Regions from separate parts of the Homo sapiens genome. Here region 1 is linked to region 2. Evidence: chromatin loops called from intact Hi-C (ENCODE). Cell type or tissue: spleen. All regions are shown on one strand.

Evidence for each region. A loop is a pair of places that touch in the nucleus more often than their neighbours do. Peaks named below come from ENCODE experiments on the same cell type or tissue, not always from the same donor. Only the 100,000 strongest peaks of a DNase experiment are listed, where the experiment ranks them.
Region 1: it touches region 2 in a loop (2.6-fold over the local background); 46 of 110 quality-filtered maps call a loop at or near these places.

The regions. Positions count from the first base shown.
Region 1 is chr12:13,373,904-13,376,403 of GRCh38, reverse strand. It overlaps LINC01559 (long intergenic non-protein coding RNA 1559), which reads left to right. Exons shown (of 3, transcript NR_036555.1): 2 at 1-180. Among named protein-coding and RNA genes, the nearest start is that of LINC01559, 1.6 kb to the left of the region's middle. RefSeq lists an enhancer at 1-1,056. In spleen, no CTCF peak of the experiment used is centred here; no DNase peak of the experiment used is centred here.
Region 2 is chr12:13,653,504-13,656,003 of GRCh38, reverse strand. All of the region lies in intron 5 of GRIN2B (glutamate ionotropic receptor NMDA type subunit 2B), which reads left to right. Among named protein-coding and RNA genes, the nearest start is that of LINC01559, 280 kb to the right of the region's middle. In spleen, no CTCF peak of the experiment used is centred here; no DNase peak of the experiment used is centred here.

The DNA of each region.
Region 1 (2,500 bases), 280 kb after region 2:
GGAAAGATTCCTAAATTCAAAAGCCAGAAGGCTGGGTTCCTGTTCCCACCCTGCCTTTTACCTTCTGTGTGTTCCTGATGAAGACACTTCATGCTCCACTATTTACTTACCTCTGAAACGAAGGGCTGACCCAGATCAGTTGTTCTCTGACCTGCTTGGAGGGACTCAGAGGCTGTGGAGGTGAGTGGGAAACAGGCCAGGTTCCAGGCCCACACTTCAAAGAGACAAGGTCTGCTTTGGACTGTTTTACACACAGGGCTTCTGAGTTTTAGATTTCATTAGAAGTGTTTCTTCTGCCAAATGAAATTTGAAAACCACTGAGCTGGGTGATTATTAGGACCCATTCCAGCTGTCATATTCTTCCAGCATGAAGATCAAGTTCAGCAGTGCAGCAGCTGGAGCTGTGGAAAGAGGTGGTATGAGTTTGGGCTTGAGTTAGTGGACATGGTAGCCAAATCAGAGATCCCTCTCTCATTCAAGTCATCTGTTGCTACCTGTTTGCTCTGGAGGTCTGAACTTCTGGGAGATAAATGTTTAAACTGACAGACTTCAGTTCAAATAATGACTCCACATTCGTATCCTGATATTGGGTAAATAAATAAATCTCTTAAATTCCCAGAGCTGCAGGTTCTTAGCCTATAAAATGATGACATCACCTACTTTGCCCAGTTATTGTATATACTAGTTAACATGGTCTAAACTGTGCCAATTGGAAGACCCAAAATGCAATGCCTTGAGAAGAGTAAAAGGTTTTTTCTCTTTCATGTAAATAGTCTAGAACAGGCCAGGTGGTGGGCCTTCTACTCCAAGCATCCTTCAAGGAACCCAGGAGATGCTAGTTCTATTATTTTCAGCACGTTGCTCACAAGGTTACTGCAAGGTTTGTATTCCAGCCAAGCAGGAAGGTGGGGCGGAGGTGGGGTGGTATGGAGGAGCCTATGAGCCAAGTTTCATGGTCAGGTCTGAGAGTGGCTCACATCACTTCCACTCACATTCTGTTGGTGAGAGCTTAGCCATACAACCACACTGAGTTCCAAAAGAAGCCAGAAACTAGTCCCTGGCTGGATAATTCCCTCCCAGTTAAAATTCTATTGCTTTGGGTGCGCTGAAAAGTCTAGGGTGGTTTCCACCACATTACACATAGAAAAGTGCTTAACACCTAGGAGCCTCCGGCTCAGCATCTCCACATAGGCCCAGCTCTGCTGATTAAGTGTGTTTCCATGTGGGCATATGCGGAGGTGGCCAGCACTATTCCATATCCTCATTTCAGGATTTTTCACAGCTGCTTTCAATCTGCTTCTCCTAAATGACTCTCTTTGGCTACACCTCGTTTTCCTAGAGTGAATATTTCCATCAGCTGATGCCCTTCTCAGGCCTCAATCTCCCCTGGTTTGCAGACTGTGGCCCTCCTTGGCCTCTGTGGAATCTGGCCATTTGAATCCTGTCAGCCCTGTTCTCCATCACCAAAGGACTCCGGAGGAACTGTGCCAAGCAGGCTGTCAGCCACGGGCAAGCTTTCTGAAAAAGACGTGCCAACTGCAGCCACAGAAAGTCCATTCCCTTGAATAACTTTGCTAATATTTGAAAATTAGTTCCCTTGCTCCTGATCATGCTACTGGGTATTTGGATATAAGAGCAAGGATGAGGGCAATAGAAAATTAAAATCATGTTCTACTCATATAAACTGCACAGATATGGAAGGGTAGGTCCTATTACCTATAATCCTGGGATTTTTAGACTCTCACTTTCATTGGACCAGAGTTGCCTTAGGGACAGTAAAAACACAAAATGCTGGGTATTGTTTTCATCAAGCAACTACTGATAGTGCACATTTAAATCAAAATTCTTCTAATCCCAAACTCAGTAAACAGATGCTGTGAGCTTAGTTCTGCCCCTCTGGCTTCAGATTTTACCCCACTGGATGTGCCCAATTCTGAGATGACAAGACGCTTCCAGCTTCCACATGGTTGCAATTTGGCTGTGGAACTGGCATGAAAGCACGTCACTGTGTCAGCACCTGGGCCACCAGATGAATAACCTATGAACAACAGCTTTGGACTAAAATATGAAGGGGTTGTTTTCCTTCAATCTCCCCCTACCTTCCTCAGAACCTGCTACAAGGAAAGATTTATAGACTCGAAAGCGTCAATGACTGATTAGACCCATATGATTGCTCCTGCTGTTTCTGATATTTTAAAAAATTGTCTTATAAAGAGATAAAAATAAATAATCAATGGAAAAACTTTTGGCATGGGAGAGACATTTAGGGAAAGAAGTCATTTCAGCCTCCCCCAACACACACATGCACACACACATACAGCCTATATCACACAATGGAGGTGAGGACCCACTCAATCTAGGCTCAGGACTGGCTCCATGGGACAGATGGGTGGGACAAGTCATCCTGCTGCAGTCAGGTAGCAGAGAGCACCGAGGAGACTAAGATGACAGAGACAAAATAACTAGAGAAAAGATACAGGAGCTAGGGGGAGAGGGTTGA
Region 2 (2,500 bases):
GCTAGAAGGGAGTGGAGGTGGAGTTTTCTCAAAAGAGGTAAGGAACAGCACAGACTCCATCTAAGGCAGAAGGCAGAGGAAATGAAAGTAAGGAATCAGAAAATTTAGGGAGTGTCAGCCAATCCTTCTTGTAAGACAATTCTCTCAAGCAACTGGAGCCCTGATTGACAGATAACAAAGTGTTAGTAATAGCTAACACTATAATATGTCTACAGTATGTCAGTATTTATAGGTCAGGCACTGTTCTAAGCAGATCACTTACATTAACTCATACAAATCCTCACAACATTGCTATGGAGTCAATATTTAATATGACAAAAACAAATATAGGCCAACAACATGAGGCCCAGAGAGGTTTAGTGACTTTCTGAAGGACACAGCTAGTCAATGGAAGAGCCAGGCGTTGGACCATGCAGTCGAATTCCAGAGACTATGCTGACCTCCCATGCACCACTGAATGTAACACAGAGAAAGGTCTGGTCCCATTCTCATTCTATTGAGGATGCAGTGGGGATTAATCTGCAGTAGCTTCTAAGTGTCCTAATGCCCATTTTCCTTCTCAGTCAATTCTTACCGCTGTAAAATTCAAGCCTCATACTTGATGTTTGCTGACAGCAAGAATCTGGCCAGCATTTTTGCTTTAGCCTTAGGCATGGCTTGAGTATCATCATGACTGGTTGGGCTGGGTGGTTCTATTCTGGGATGAGGTAGGTTAGGAGAACAAGCTTGAAAAGATGTGGCTTTTGACTCACTGGTTTTCTTGTACATGGAAAGAAGTATAAGAATTTTACGGCTTTTGAATGCCTTTGGGTAATCTTGTGCTCGGTGGGTTTTTTGGTTGAATGTTGATTCTCTCCAAATGATATGCAACTACCACCCTACTAAGTCTTAACTTCTCTGGGTTTCTCAAAAGTGTTACACTGGCCCAACTCAGGGAATTACTAATTCACTTCTTTTACTCATAGGGAGAAGGCTGTGGAAGACTGACATTTTTCAATTCCATTTCTTCCGTTGAAATATTGTTTTTTGTTCTCCTGGGTTCCTGTCCTTTCTAACAGGTGTAAGCCTGTTTCTCCTGCTTGTAAAACCTTCAGTGAAGTAGCCAGAACCTGAGACAGAATATTATCCTCACCCTGAGAGCTGTTCTGAAACCTTAGAATGGGCTTTGCAGAACTGGAGGCAAATCTAGCTTTTCCTCATTGTAATTGCCATTGTAACAGGTGAACAGAGATGCCAGGACCTGAGTTATCTGGACAATACCACCTGAGAAGAGCAAAACACACCAGCAGGATGGCCAGAACTGGACTTTGGGGCTTTTAGCAGTTTCATCTATGAAAGAAAAACAGAGTCAGCACTTTTTGTATACAGGAACTCAGTGAAAGTAAATTGTTGGAAACAGAACCATTTGACGCATTGGCAGCCAGCAGTTTGGGGGAGCCAGTCCTAAGACTGTTCTGTATATCATTGCATTGGCATTAACCTGTAAGGCTATTATCTGAAGGTTTAAGCAGAGACCATCAGAGTCAGCAATGGGTTTCTTAAAAGATGTGCTTCCTGTCAAGATTTTCACTTTGGTTTTTCATATACAAACAAGCAAACAGAATTAGTTAACCATTGTTGGGGTCTTTCATTCTTCTGTTTCCTGCCACTTCTCAACATGCACACATTTTCAAATATTTTCCTAGAGCTTCTTTGCAAAGAGCCCAGGGAAGCTTTTCTTTCCCTTGCCACCTCCTCCCTTTTCTTCCTATCTGGCCCTGCAGTGAGCTTCTCATTACACCTCTTATCATAATAATTCCAGAAATAACATCTACCTTTTCTGTCATGCCTTTCATCGGAGGATTCCCATTGAGCCACTCTAGCAGTGAGGGCTATTCAGCAGCCCACCCCTGGCACAGCATTCCTCTGCTTTTGGGTCACAGACAGAAAATACTGGAAGCATAGGTACAGCCTTTTTGGATTTTGAGAGTCAGAAGGGAGTGCAGAAAGGAGGTAGCAGAGTTGCATAACATTTTTTTGTGATTTTTGACAAAAATCAGATACTTAGTCCTAAGACTGGCTCAACAAATAGAAATTTTAGTGTGAACCATAGGCCTGTACTGCAGAAAAGAGGAAAGATGGACAATTAATGTTACCAATTAGTGGTTATAGATGAAACATGCCTACTGAAAATGGGTAGAGATATACTTATGTGAAATAGTGGATGTAAAGCTGTGGTGTTAGGTGAGCTCCCACCATATACACTTGAAGAGAATGAAAGTCGCCTACTGAGTTAATATTGTACTGTGTGCTTCCATTATAATTGCCCTTCCTAATGCCATTTGTGATTTCTTATGTGTAAATTTGTTAACTTACTGACATCTCTCTGACATTTGATACTGGGGACCCCTATCTCCTTGCAACTCCTCCTTTTTTTCTGTTTAAGTCTCTCCTTTCTCTGCTGGCTTTTTTTCTCACTCCCCCTCCCCTTACCTTCCATCTTTACTCCCACTCTGCCTTC